2 separate regions of the Homo sapiens genome follow, and region 1 is linked to region 2. Evidence: chromatin contacts called from ENCODE Hi-C data. All regions are on one chromosome and are shown on one strand. The core of a region is the stretch at or near the end of the contact, and the rest is flanking DNA. Distances in the headings are between cores, read along the strand shown. Region 1 holds the start of LZTS3 (leucine zipper tumor suppressor family member 3). Region 2 holds the start of SRXN1 (sulfiredoxin 1).

The links. Hi-C counts contacts between places; a loop is a spot of excess contacts on that map.
Region 1: a map of ascending aorta shows a loop between it and region 2 (6-fold over the local background). The contact joins the promoter of LZTS3 here to the promoter of SRXN1 in region 2. A Hi-C loop is called at or near these places in 2 of 168 maps with a recorded cell type or tissue (CD4-positive, alpha-beta T cell and ascending aorta).

Annotation. Positions count from the first base shown.
Region 1 is chr20:3,169,689-3,177,223 of GRCh38, reverse strand. It overlaps LZTS3 (leucine zipper tumor suppressor family member 3), which reads left to right and starts at 3,675. Exons shown (of 5, transcript NM_001365618.1): 1 at 3,675-3,769. LOC107985414 (a long non-coding RNA gene) reads right to left here and starts at 3,534. Exons shown (of 2, transcript XR_001754477.2): 1 at 3,034-3,534. RefSeq lists a silencer at 3,452-3,791.
Region 2 is chr20:648,997-655,721 of GRCh38, reverse strand. It overlaps SRXN1 (sulfiredoxin 1), which reads left to right and starts at 2,522. Exons shown (of 2, transcript NM_080725.3): 1 at 2,522-2,746. The coding sequence starts at 2,537. LOC107985423 (a long non-coding RNA gene) reads right to left here and starts at 2,769. Exons shown (of 2, transcript XR_001754452.2): 1 at 2,248-2,769; 2 at 1-1,933. RefSeq lists a silencer at 2,085-2,644.

The DNA of each region.
Region 1 (7,535 bases), core at 2,426-4,925, 2.5 Mb before region 2:
TGCAGTAGCACGATCACGGCCCACTTGCAGCCTGAACCTCCCAGGCCCAAGCCATCATCCAACCTCAGCCTCCTGAGTAGCTGAGATCACAGGTGTGCACCACTGTGCCTAGCTAATTTTTTAATTTTTTTTTTTTTTTTTTTTTGAGACAGGGTCTCACTCTGTCGCCCAGGCTGGAGTGCAACAGCGCAATCTCAGCTCACTGCAACTTCCACCTCCTGGGTTCAAGTGATTCTCTTGCCTCAGCTTCCCGAGTAGCTGGGACTACAGGCATTCACCACCACAACTGGCTAATTTTTGTATTTTTTGGTAAAGATGGGGTTTCACTAATGTTGGCCAGGCTGGTCTCAAACTCCTGACTTCAGGTGATCCACCTGCCTTGGTCTCCCAAAGTGCTGGGATTACAGGTGTAAGCCACCATGCCCAGCCCAATTTTTAAATTTTTTTGTAGAGACAGGGTCTCCCTATGTTGTCCAGGCTGGTCTTGAACTCCTGGGCTCAAGCCATCCTCCTGCCTCGGCCTCCTAAAGTGTTGAGATTATAGGCGTGAGCAACGATGCCGGCCACCAGAACCTTTTTTGGACATATTTCTTGGATGATGTTTTTAATATCTTTGTTATCCTTGTAATTTTATTTCCCAGAAAATGAGCCCCTTTATCAAGGTTTTCAGGGCCGGGCACGGTGGCTCAGTTCTGTAATCCCAGCACTTTGGAAGGTGGAGGAGGGTGGATCACTTGAGGCCAGGAATTCGAGACCAGCCTGGCCAACATGGCGAAACACTGTCTCTACTAAAAATACAAAAAATTAGCTGGGTGTAATGGTGCACGCCTGTAATGCCAGCTACTGAGACTGAGGCAAAAGAAGCACTTAAACCCGGGAGGCGGAGGTTGCAGGGAGCCAAGATCATGCCACTGCACTCCAGCCTGGGTGACAGAGCAAGACTCTCTCAAAAAAAAACAACTTGTGTGATCATTAATCAGCAGGTGACAAATCATCTTAAGCAACAACAAAACAAAACAAAACAAAGTATTGATTAGTTCACTGAACTGATGAACCTAGATACAAATAGTCTAATCTCAGCACTTTGGGAGGCCGAGGCGGGCGGATCTCAAGGTCAGGAGTTCGAGACCAGCCTGACCAACATAATGAAACCCCGTCTCTACTAAAAATACAAAAATTAGCCCGGCGTGGTGGTGGCACATGCCTGTAATCCCAGCTACTCAGGAGGCTGAGGCAGGAGAATTGCTTGAACCCAGGAGGCGAACGTTGCAGTGGGCTGAGATTGCACCATTGCATTCCAGAGGGAGACTCCATTTCAGAAAAAAAAAAAAAAAAAAAAAAAAAAAAAGTCTAGTTCATAGTTGCTCTGAAAGAAAGGAAGGGGATTGCATTAGTTATTCATTCAATAGTTACACACTATGCTAGAGTTTGTGTAAATTTTAAGTGAGACTCTGTCTCAAAAAAACAAAAAAGTTTTCATATGCATTGGACCAGAGTCAGATATAGATAGTATTCTCTTATTTTCCTGGTGTTCTTTTAAAGATGCAAAACCACATTAGTCTATGAAATAGGAATGGAGACTACAAAGAGAGATTAAGTTGAGATCAAGACAGAGGTGGAATGGAAATTGGCTGAAAGAAAAATAAAACAAGCAGAATCAAATGTCTTATTGGAGAAAATAAACAGTACTCTTGGCTCTGAAGAAAATTAAATCCGTAATGGTGAAGAAAAACTTGATATAGTCTCCCAGGGTGCAGAGAAAACAAACAGATTTATTTGACATTGGTGATCCAATGTGATAGTTTTAGAGGAGAGGAAAGAAAAAAACCCAAATCTTTTCACAGAATGGACAGGAAGAAAACTTTTCTAAGCTACAAAGAAGACCTCTTTTGTTTCTGGAAAATTAATAGATAAGGCCCATATTGATTTATACTGGCAAAATGTTTGACTTTTGAGGGTAAAGAAAAACCCTTGCAAGCACCAAGCAAACTGCTGACCTTAAACAGACAAACCCAGCTTTGCATTTTCAGTGCCAGAAGACAATGAAATAAAGACAAGAGTTTTGAGGGGGAAAGCTTGAGACTCAAGAATCCTATAAACAGGAAATCATTATAAAGGCATTCTCACCTAAGGCAAAGGCTTAGGAAATACAACATTCCAGAGTCCTCCCTGAAATCACCAGTCATGTGAGAGATGGGTCCAAATGAGGAATAGAAAAATTAGAGCACAAAAAACCGGCAGTAACATTGAAACCAATTAAACAGAGTTGGCAAAAGCCAAAAACAAGGATTGAAAAAGAATGTTGTGGCTTAAAAAAAAAGTGTAAACAAAAGTTAGGTCTGTCGTCCTGATTAAGTGGACAAATATAAGTAGTGAGGGCGGCAGGTAGGAGGCAGAAAAGCACACAAAATTTCTCATGGGGGAATATAAAAACGAATTATTTGTCACTGACTTTACTAATGTGTGAAATGTAAACTATTTTCATTTGATAAATCTAAAGGCAGCCGCGAGAAGAATTAAAAATACTTTCTGCCTTGAAAATCACGATAGAAGATAAAAGCAAATGTGGGAAAATTCAGAAAACAGGAATAAATAAAAACTATAGAATACGAAGTCGTAAGACCAAACACAACACCTATAAACAGCAGAGACGTAATGCGTTAAATCCCAGCCAGAGCAGAGGCGCTGCAGTTCTTAGGGCAGACCCTGGTGCCTCCAGGCTTTTGCTAGTGCTAAACTCTCGGCTAGGCTTGCCTCCCTACCCTATTCAAGGCTGAGGCCTCAATTCAAGGCCGACTCCCTCCTCCCGGCAGTCCTCCCGGGCCGCCCTAGGCTGAGTGAGCACTCCCCACAGTGAACGCTGCCCGCGCGGGCGAGGCCGGCGCTCCGGGTCCGGTACGAAGTCCCACCTCACTCCCTCTCACCCCGGGTTACAGCGTGTGGTCTGGGGCCACGCGTTACGCCAGGCGCGGGGCACAGGGTGAAAGCGTTCAATCCTGCTGGAGTGTAATGTGTATTTTTTCCCCGTCGCACCTTCCAGACGGTGATCCAGTGTGAGCAGCAAGTTTCAAATCGTCTCCGTTTGGTCACGAACGGAGTTTACTGCCCCTCGACGCCTCCCGCACGACAGCCCGTGGTCCTCGCGCCCGGGCGGGTCGTTGCTCGGCCGGGCGGATCCACCCGCGACGGCTCGTCCCGACCCCTCCCTAGCGGACTTGCAAGGTCTCAGGGCGTCCGCTGGGAGGCCGCGTCCCGAAGAGCTGGCGCGGGAGAGGAATGGGGCTCGGGGCTCCGAGTCGGGAGCCCCTTCCCCCAAGCAAGAGGGGCTCCTCCTCCTCTTCCTAGACGTGGGATTCAGGGAGGGCGCGGTTCCATTGGATTTGTTGCAGAGGAACGACTGGGCCTGAGCCCAAGCCCAAGGGCCTGGGGGGTAACGAGCGATGAGCAGAGGGGCTCGCGGCGGACTTGCTGCGCCCTAGAGAGGGTGAGGCTGAGGGGTCCCACGCGCGGGCGGGGCGCAGCGACGAAGGGGTTAAGGCGCCTCACCCCGCCCCAGCCCGGGCATTGGCTGCCCTGGGGGGCGTGGCCGGAGGGCGGGCTCGCGTTTGCCGCAGCCGCTGGTGGGCGGGGCTCGGGCGGGGAGCAGGAGGGGCGCGGAGCGGAGCCGGGCCCGCGCAGCGCGCCCCGCCGGGCGTGCTTCGGGCTGCGCCAGCAAGCGGGGCCGGTGGCGCCCGTGTCGGAGACCCCGCGCCGGACCCTGAGGCAGCGAGTAAGTGAGGCAGGCCCATCGTGGCATCCCTCCCGGCTCCGACCTGCCGCCGTGCCTGCTGCACTGCGCGGCATGTCTGACCTGACCCGGACTGGGTAGGGGGCGCGTCCCGCTGCTAGGGTCCCAAGGGGGAGGGGAGCGGAGAGGAGGCGGATGATGTCATGGATGCTTCGCCCGGCCTGGGGGGAGGTGGCGGCCAGAGGGGGTGCGGCTCGGATTATGTCACCTCTTCCCTCTGCGCCCCGCCCCCCGGGGCCACACGCGTTGGTGGGGAGCCTGGGGAGGTGCGGGCGGGGTTTCCCCCATCGCAGGGACTCCCAGGTCCTGTGGCCTGTGGCTGGGGTCTCTATCAGTTGGCTCTGCGGGCCGTGGGCTGCTGGTGAATGGCGACCCCCCCTCCCACCCCCAGCAGAAGCTCGTGTGTGCGCGCGTGTGTGTGCTCGGGGTGGAGGGGGCGCTCTCGGCCCCCTCAGTCCTGAAACACTGGCTTCATCAGAGCCAGTAGCTAGGTGATGGGCCCATTCCGCTGCCAGTGCTTAGGCCACCGAGGGAAGACGGATCTCCCCTCACTCATCCCAACCAAGAAGTTCTGGATATCTCTGCACCCCAAAAGCCCTGCAGTGCCCCCAGATCCCTTTCCTCCCTCAGTCCTGCTTCCTGGAAACCCCTCCTGCTCTCCCTGCCCGGATTCACTGCCTCTTTGCATTGCCCATAACTAGCATTCCCACAGGCATTTGCCCTGCATTTCCTTGGTGCAGGGCCCAGAGACCCCCAGGACTCTGCCCTCTGTGCTCCTGGGAAACCTATAGGCCAGCCCTGGGGAGGCCTCAGAGTGAAATCTCCCTGGGGTGTCCTCAGCCAAGTGCTCCAAGATGCCCCCTCTGGGGGGTGGAGATCAGGGATGCTGTCCTGAGGCCAGCCTTTGAACTGGTCTAGAAGCATGTAGGATGGGCACAGAGAGCTGGCAAGAGCTTGTGTGTGAAGTAGAGAGGGGCTCAGGTCAGGGTAGATAGAGGAGGGGCATCAGGAGAGTCCTTGGGGACCCTGCTGCAAGCTCTGCTCTGGTTCTGGGGACCAAGAGGAATACCAGGCATTTCACCCATCATACATTTACTTCTTAAAATGCCTGCAATGTAGGTGTGAGAACCCGAGGTGAAATAACCTGCATGAGGTTGCACCCCTAATCAGTCAAGCTGGGATTTACACTTGGAGCTGATGCTGCCAGAACTCTGTCTACTGCACTTGGTCTTGCTCATGGAAGGATTTGGACAGAGCAGGGGCAAGATCAGCTTTGCCCTTTAGAAGGAATCCCCTGGCAGCTGCCTGGGGGAGGGAGTGCAGGAGAAGAAAGTCCATTGAGGAGCCCCCAGCAGGGGTGCTGGATGGAGGGGCTGGCTAGAGATTTTTAGGAGATAGAATGGGCTGGGGTTGGGGCCTCTGAGACCCCAAGTGTTCCTAGCTTTGGGAGAGACACAGGTTGAGGGGTGGGTTGGAGGTACCTGTACATGTAACTGTCAGGTAGAGTCCGTTTGGCCCCCTCATGACGCTAATACTGTGTATAATGCCCCAGGCACTGAGGGCTGAGGTGACAGAGATCGAGGCAGTCAGGCAACAGGCTGTCATCTCAGGGTGGTGCACTGATGCCAGGAGGCTGCCTTTGCAGACCATGCTCAGTTACCTGGACTAGTTCAGGACCGTGACCTTTCCTCTCAGTTCAGTTCCTGCTTACCAGGGAAACATCCCCTTCCTTGTCCTGCCGGTGTCCTGCTGGGATTTTTTTTTTTTTTTTTTTGAGGGGGTATCTCACTCCGTTGCCCAGGCTGCTGGAGTGCAGTGGCGCAATATCACTGCAACCTCCACCTCCTGGGTTCAAGCGATTCTCATGCCTCAGCCTCCCGAGTAGCTGGGATTACAGACACGCACCACGACGCCCGGCTATCTGCTGGGATTTTGTGGAAAGAAGCTGCAGCAGCCAAAGCTTGGGAGAGACAAGGGGCAGGGCATGCTTGCAAGGGGTTAACCATGACAGGTTACAATTACGACAAGAAGCTCTTTAGGCAGTGAGGCTCCAGAGAGAGCTTCTGTGGGTTGATAGTCAAGCATTCCCCAGGTAGAGCACGGAGAAAGGAGGCTCAGGACAATGGTCCTGGGACCTTGTTTCCATCCACGACTCGAGGCATCTGAGACTTGCTAGGGACTACACACACTCTAGAGAAACAGTAGGGGAGAGTGGCCTATGACCAGCCCCAACCTATGCTCAGGTTGTCCTTTCCCGGATCTCAGAGAAGGTGTACTACATGTTTGTATTGCCCCTTATAGTTTACAAAGCACCTTCCCAAACATTATACCCTGTCACTCAAGGTCAACATGATCACTGTTGAGGTTTATTCCTGCCCAGATCCAGGTATCTGGTGCAGTCACCTTGCTATCCCCTTGCCTAGATCTTTCATCTCACTATTGGCAACTTCCCTCAGCATATTAACACACAGGTTTCTACCATGGTTAATTTTAAAATTAAAAAAGCCCTTGAATCTCAAACCTCCTTAAATAACTGTCTTCTCTTTTAGCAGGAACTCTGCCATGTCTTTCTCTGCACTCCTCTAGCCTTGTGGACTGCCTTTGTTTTGTACCACTTTTTTTGTTCTGTTTTGTTTATTTGTTTGAGAGGGAGTCTTGCTCTGTCACCTATGCTGGAGTGCAGTGGTGCGATCTTGGCTCACTGCAACCTCCACCTCCTGGGTTCAAGCCATTCTCCCGCCTCAGCCTCCTGAGTAGCTGGGATTACAGGCATGCACCACCACACCCAGCTAATTTTTTTGTATTTTTAGTAGAGGCAGGGTTTCGCCCTGTTGGTCAGGCTGGTCTCGAACTCCTGATCTTAGGGGATCCACCTGTCTTGGACCTCCCTAAGTGCTAGGATTACAAGCGTAAGCCACCGCGCCAACCTGTTTTTTTTTTTTTTTTTTTTGATGTAGTCTCGCTCTGTCTTCCAGGCTGGAGTGCAGTGGCATGATCTCGGCTTACTGCAACTTCTGCCTCCCGGGTTCCAGTGATTCTCCCACCTCAGCCTCCTGAGTAGGGGATTACAGGCGCGCACCACCACGCCCAGCTAATTTTTTGTATTTTTAGTAGAGACGGGGTTTCACCACGTTGGCCAGGCTGGTCTCGAACTCCTGACCTCAAGTGATTTGCCTGCCTTGGCCTCCCAAAGTGCTGGCATTACAGGTGTGAGCCACCGCATCCGGCACTTGTACCACTTTTCTGAAACCATTCTGACATAGACATTGGTGATGTCTCGAGACCAGCTCCTAAATCCGCAGCACACTCTCCAACCCCAGTGTTACCTGGCCCTGTTATTTTTAACACTGGAAACTGTCCCCACATTCTTGAATCCCCCCAATCTTGGCCTTCAGGGCCCACCTTCTCCTGGCCTTCTTCCTGCTCCCAGAGTGCCTTCCAGACTTCTGGGGCTTTGCTCCCTGGCTCAGTGCTGGCCTACACCCCCAGCACCCTTGAAAACTGATGATCTCAATCTCTCTCCATCTAGTGCTTTTTTTTTTTTTTTTTTTTTTTTTAAGGAAAGAGTCTCGCTCTGTCACCCAGGCTGGAGTGCAGTGGTGCAATTACAGCTCACTGCAACCTCTGCCTCCTGGGTTCAAGGGGGTTCTCGTGCCTCAGCCTCCCAAGTAGCTGGGATTACAGGAATGCATACCGCACCCAGCTAATTTTTGTATTTTTAGTAGAGATGGGGTTCCACCAATTTGGC
Region 2 (6,725 bases), core at 1,273-3,772:
CCCATTAGTGAATGGCCTGGCACCTCTGGAATGGGCAGAGCTCCCACAGGGATGCCCCATCTATCAAATGGGGATGGAGATAACAGACTCGTCTCATAAAGCTGTTAGGTTCCATGAGTTAATATATGTAAAGCGCATCAAACCATGCTGGGCACATGGAGAGCACTCAGTAATGTATGCTATGTATGACCTGAGGGAAGAGCGTTCCATGCACAGGGAACAGCAAATGTAAAGGGTCTGAGGCCAGGACACATTCGCTGTGGAAGAGGCACAGCAAGGAGGCCAGTGTGACTAGAGTTGACTCCGGGGCTTGAGGAGTGGAAGGTCAGAAGGTGTGAGCCACTGCATCCAGCCAGGGAAGGTTTCTTCACTCTTAAAAAGAGGCTCGAAGGGATGTCCTAACTTCCACTTGTGGACATTCGCATGTAATGATGTGATGTTTTGAGCTACAGTAGCCATCTTGGGACCATGAGGGGCACACCGCAGGATAACAGAACACCAAGGATGATGGCACAAAAGGATAGACAGAACCAGGGTCTTTTTTTTCTGAGAGAGTCTCACTCTCTCACCCAGGCTGTAGTGCAACGGCATGATCTCAGCTCACTGCAACCTCTGCCTCTCGGTTTCAAGCAATTCTCCTGTCTCAGCCTCTGGAGTAACTGGGACTACAGGCGCGCGCCACCATGCCTGCCTAATTTTTGTACTTTTGGTAGAGACAGGGTTTCACTATGTTGGCTAGGCTGGTCTCGAACTCCTGGCCTCAAGTGATTCGCCTGCCTCAGCCTTCCAAAGTGCTGGGATTACAGGTGTGAGCCACCGGGCCCAGCCAGAACTGGAGTCTTTGGTCACATTGTTCAACTGCCTCTTTACCAACCTTGGACATACCTACCTCCAAACATTTTATTATGTGAGAAAACAAACCTTCTTATTGCTTAAGCCATTTTGAATTGGGCCATAGATATCTTAACACAGAGAATTTGATACCAGGAAATGAGGCCTCCCTGGGTACACCATGATGATAGAATCAGGCCAGAGCTCCACTTTTCCACTCTAGAAACTGTTATCCTGCCATTCTTACTTCCTGTAATGAGGAAGATGTTTTAGAAGGGATAACTTCCCTCTTGATGAAATTCTCTAATTCTGAATAATTCTGGGGCTGAGGTGTGGGTGTCAGTTCTACTTCTTGAAATAAAGTATCATTTAGGTGCGCACGGGAATTATGTTTCGAAAGGGAAAGGCTGGAGTCTTGGTGTCAGTGTTCTAAGGTTTTGTGAGAGACTAAGAACCCAAAATAAATGATCTTCAACAGCAAAATGGATGTTATGCAATTCACAGAGCACTATGAGCACTCTCTCAATTCACACAACTTTGAGTGATGGGCAGCATGACTTCATTTTACAGACGGGGTTCAGAAAGTGTCAGCAACTGGTGGAAGGCAAAGTAGAAACTCCTGGCTCCCTCCTTCGTCTCCAGTTTTCTCCAGCTGGCAGGGTAAGTATGCATTTCTCCATGTTCGTGCCATTCAGGTTGAGAAGGAAGACAAGCAAACCAGACATGCTTGTCTTCGACCGAGTCTGGGATCGTCCACCTTCCTGCTTGGAGTTGGTGGTTAAGTGGCCCCACAGTTTGGACTCGTGTGACCTGACTTTCATTTCAGCTGACCTTGAACAGCGGGTCTATAACTGCACCTACTTCCAGTAGTGTTGTAATGACACAAACAGACAGTGTGGAACTTGAAGGCAGGGCCCACCCATTGTCAGCGCGACTCCTGAGGGCTCCGTGTGACAGTCACTGTTGCTGAACCAAGGCAGCCAACGGTGGGGTAGAAGGCGGACTCTGGAGCCAGACCGTCTGGATTTGAACGCGGATTCGGCCACTTACTAGTTCCGTGATCTTGGGTACATCACTTAAACCTGTGTCTCAGTCTCCTCTTCTGTAAAATGGGAATAACAGTCATACCTTCCTTGCAGGGTTGTTTTGAGGTTCAGATACGTTAATACACGTGCAAAATGTTCGGAACGACTCCAGACACAGCCGGCGCCAGACTGGAAGTGGAACCGCTGGTGGGGATCATAACCTCGCTGGCTAGGAACCCCAGCAGCGGGGCAGCAGCGCACCGCGGGCTTTGCCGACTCACCCTGGCTGGGCAGGTCCGCCGCGCTCTCCCCCGCCCCCGCCCCCGCGGCCTAAGTCGGCCCGGCCGGTGCGTCACCCGCGCCCCTCCCGCCCCGCGACCTGCAAACTCACCCTGAGTCAGCCCGCCCGGGCGTTTCCACTCCCCGGACGCCGCGCGGCGCAGGGGAGGCGAGAGGCGCCCCCCGGTGGAGAGCCTGAGCCCCGCGCGAGTCTGGCGGCACCTGGCGAGCGGAGCCGGAGTCGGGCTGGGGACCGCGGGGTCGAGGCCGGACCGCGGCGGGGTCGGGGGAGAAACGCGCGCTGCCCTGGCACGGGCCCCCCCCCCCGGCCGCGCGGAATGGTATGGCCCGGCCGGAGTTAAGGCCGGGGGGAGGCGGCGAGTCCCGCGGCGGCGGCGACGATGGGGCTGCGTGCAGGAGGAACGCTGGGCAGGGCCGGCGCGGGTCGGGGGGCGCCCGAGGGGCCCGGGCCGAGCGGCGGCGCGCAGGGCGGCAGCATCCACTCGGGCCGCATCGCCGCGGTGCACAACGTGCCGCTGAGCGTGCTCATCCGGCCGCTGCCGTCCGTGTTGGACCCCGCCAAGGTGCAGAGCCTCGTGGACACGATCCGGGTGAGGCCTCGGGGAGTCCAGCCAACCGGAGGGAGGGCTTCGGAGGAGGGAGGTTGCCGGAGGAGGGAGGTCGCTGCGATGGACGCGAGACGGACTGGTTCCGGGCCCAGCCGGAGCTCAGCCTCTGCTGTGTGACCTTGAGCAAGTAGCTGGGCCTCTCTGGGCCTCTGTTTCCTCACTTGAGCAAGGAGGGAATTGGGCGAGATAATTAAAGTAGTGATGATAACGCTTATAACGCTAGTGCTTGCAGTGGTCCAGGAACTGCAGGAAGTCCCTCAGTTTCCTATGCCAACCCTAGGAGGTAGATAGTGGCTCTTTTGCAGACGAGAACTGAGGCAGGGAAGATTTCAGCGGCTTGACTAAGATCAGGCGCTTAAAAAGTGACACGGCTGGAATTCACACCCAGGCAGCCTGGGCCCCACTGCCCAGCACATGGCCACCGCACTACCCGGAGATAAGCCGTGGGCTCTCATGGCTGTGACAGTCAGTGACAGTGGGACTAGGTGTGTCATATCTGCTGGGAGGCCCTTGTCTGAATGGGAAGTGGGAGAGGTCAAGGGTCAGCTCCACCACTGAGGAAGGGTGTTAAGAATACCGGAGTGATTCTGGCAGGAACTTGGGGGCCCCGCAAGAACAGGTGTCAGGTTAGGCCTACATAACGTTGTGTCCCCTTCCCCCGACCCTTGGAAGGTGAGCACATGAGATCCCTAAGCCCCACCCAGCACCTCTACAGCCACCCCCGATAACTTTCAGTCCTAGTATTTACACTAGTGTCCTCACTGCCTGGAGCCACTTCCCCAGACAACCACAGGGCCTGCTCCCCTGCCTGGTTCAGCTCTCTGCCTCCTTGATCACCCTTGGTCAGAGTCACTGGCCTCTCTAGCTCTCCCCTTAGCCCGAGATGTTTTTCAGGATACCACTTATGTCCACCAGAAATTATATTATACATCTATTTGTGTTGCATTTTATTTTCTGTCTTCCTGACCTCACGTGCACTCCACAAGGGCGAGGACCTCGTCCCATCTTATCTGTTGCCACAATAGTAGCACGGCGCCTGGCTGAGATGGGAAGGGATCTGCCATGCATGCCCTGTCCCACCACTGGGCTTTTTCTCCCGTTGAGAACCTCTTCTATCTCTGCCTTGTCGTTTCTCACTCTTTCTCGGTCTTCCTGTCTCAGTGTCAGGATCTTCCCTGACCATCCCTACCGGGTTAGGAGCTTCTGTGGGCCTGCAGCCACCTGTGTGCCCACCTGCATAGCTCTGATCTCACTGGCTTTTTTTTTTTTTTTTTAAGACGTTGTCTGGGTCTGTCACCCTGGCTGGAGTGCAGTGGCACGATCTTGGCTCACTGCAACCTCCGCCTCCCGGGTTCAAGCCATTCTCCTGCCTCAGCCTCCCAAGTAGCTGGGATTACAGGCGCCCACCACCACGCCTGGCTAATTTTTGTATTTTTAGTAGAGATGGGGTTTCACCCTGTTGGCCAGGCTGGTCTGAAACTCCAGACCTCAAGCGATCTGCCCACCTCGGCCTCCCAAAGTGCTGGGATTACAGCCCACTGGCTTTTAACGTCCTGTCTAGACACCTGCCTTCCGTGCTAGAACCGTAGGCTCTGAGGGCCAGAACCAGCTCTGCCTTTGCTTACATACACCTGTATTAGTTTTCTGGGGCCACTGTAAGTTACCACAAAGTTGATGGCTTAAAACAACACAGGTTTATTTATGGTCAGAAGTCCAAAATGGGTCTTACTGGGCTAACACCAAGCAGGGCTGCACTACTTTCTGTAGGCTCTAGGGGAGAATCCATTTCCTCGCCTTTCCCAGCTTCCAGACGCCACCCACACTGCTTGGCTTATGGCCTCTTCCTCTGTCTTCAAAGCCAGCAACATCAGGCCAAGGCCTTCTCACATCGCATCACTCTGACCTCTTCCTCTACTTCCTCTTCCAGTTTTAAGGACCCTGATAATGGCATTCGACCCATCTAGATAACCTTGGATAATTTCCGCATCTCAGGATCCTTACCTTAATTCTGTCTGCCAAGTCCCTTCTCCCATGTAAGGTAACACATTCAGAAGCATTCGGGCGTGGACATCTTTGGGAGCCATCATTCTGGCCATCCACCATCGTGCCTCCAGTACCCGGCACAAGGCCTGCCTGGCACGGCTGCCCTCCTTAGTGCTCCACTAATGCCCGGTAGGCATCAGCTCACTGACTCTTCATCAGCAGCCCTCTAGGATGTTTTATTCCCAGTTTACAGGTGAGGAATGGTGTTCAGAGGGCTGTGTGCCCCAGCTGCTGTGGAGAGGAGCTGAGATCCAAAGTCAGGTGTGCCAGGTTCCAGAGCTCAGGCTTGTGACTGCTGCACCTTACTGCTGAATAATCATTTGTGGAATCATGAGAGAGAACCCGTGGACCAGCAGCAGGAGGCCTTCCACGCCGCTCACACTTAATGGGGTCTCCCCAGAGTGCTCTACCCTGCACCCGTCCTGCCCCAGACTTTCCCTGTTTAGAGGATGACCTACTCTCCACCTGGCTGTGTGGGCCCCTAACAGGAAGTCAACTTAGATTCTCCCTTTTCTCTTGCCCTTGGATTCACCCCTTCTGCCAGACCCCTTGGGCCTGCCCCGTAAATGTGTCCCAAACCTGTCTACCTCTCCCTGTCCCCACCACACCATCATCCAGACCAGCATCTTCTGCTGAATACCTGCAGAGGCCTCCCCTCTGCCTTCCAGCCCTGTGCCCTGTCCACCCTGCCAAGTCTGTTCTCCTGTGACAACTTTCTAGAACATGCATCAGATCATGTCACCCTCCCCTGTTGCCAACACTCCAGGGCCCACCCACTGCTCTCAGAAGCAGACCTGCACCATCTGGCTCCTGCTGGCCTTTCTGACCATTCCTGGAGCCCTGGAGTCCACTCTAGTGAACTCCTTGCTGTGCCTCCTACACAGTGAACGTGCTCTGGTTTCAAGTCCTTTGCGTTTGCTGTTCCCTTTGCATGGAACGTTCTTCCCTCAGGTCATACACAGCATACATTACTGAGCACTTTCCGTGTGCCAAGCATGGTTTGAAGTGCTTTATATATATTAACCCATTTAACCCAAAAATTCTATGAGATGGATCTGTTATCTCCATCCAATTTGATAGATGGGGCAACTGAGGCACAAAAAGATGAATTGCCCAAGATCACATAGCTGTTAAGCAGCAGAGCTAGATTTGAACCCAGGCAGTTGAGCTCTTAATCGAAACTATTCCACTTCTCTCTTTTTTTTTTTTTTTTGAGATGGATTCTCGTTCCATCGCCGAGGCTGGAGTGCAATGGTGCGATCTCAGCTCACTGCAACCTCCGCCTCCTGGGTTCAAGTGATTCTCCTGCCTCAGCCTCCTGAGTAACTGTGATTACAGGCATACACCACCATGCCCAGCTAATTTTTGTATTTTTAGTAGAGACAGGGTTGTGCCATTTTGGCCAGGCTGGTCTCAAACTCCTGACCTCAGGTGATCCACCCGCCTCGGCCTCCCAAAGTTCTGGGATTACAGGCATGAGCCACCGTGCCCGGCCCCACTTCTCTATCTTTCCAAGTACTCTGCTTCATTCTTACCTCAGAGAGGCCTCGTGGACCCCATCTCTGTCCTGTCACCTGTGTTATTGTCATTATAGCATTTGTCACTCTAATATTTACTTCTTGTTCCATCTGCCCCACTAGACTGGAGCCCCTTGAAGCCAGGGCCTGATTCAGTCACATTCCAGCTGTACCGTATTCCCAGGGTCTACAACAGGGCCAGCTGGATAGTGTGCATGTGGTGTGCTGATACATGTGTGGGAGAAATCCCTGATTTGTAGCATCTGTCCATTTCTCTGGTGTAAATACTCTCCCATGGCTGATTTTCAAGCTACAAGGTGATGTCGAACAGCTCACAAAATTCCTGATAATTAACAGTTGTCTCTCACAGTAGTCCAGTGTGATCACCTTATAAGGAGCTC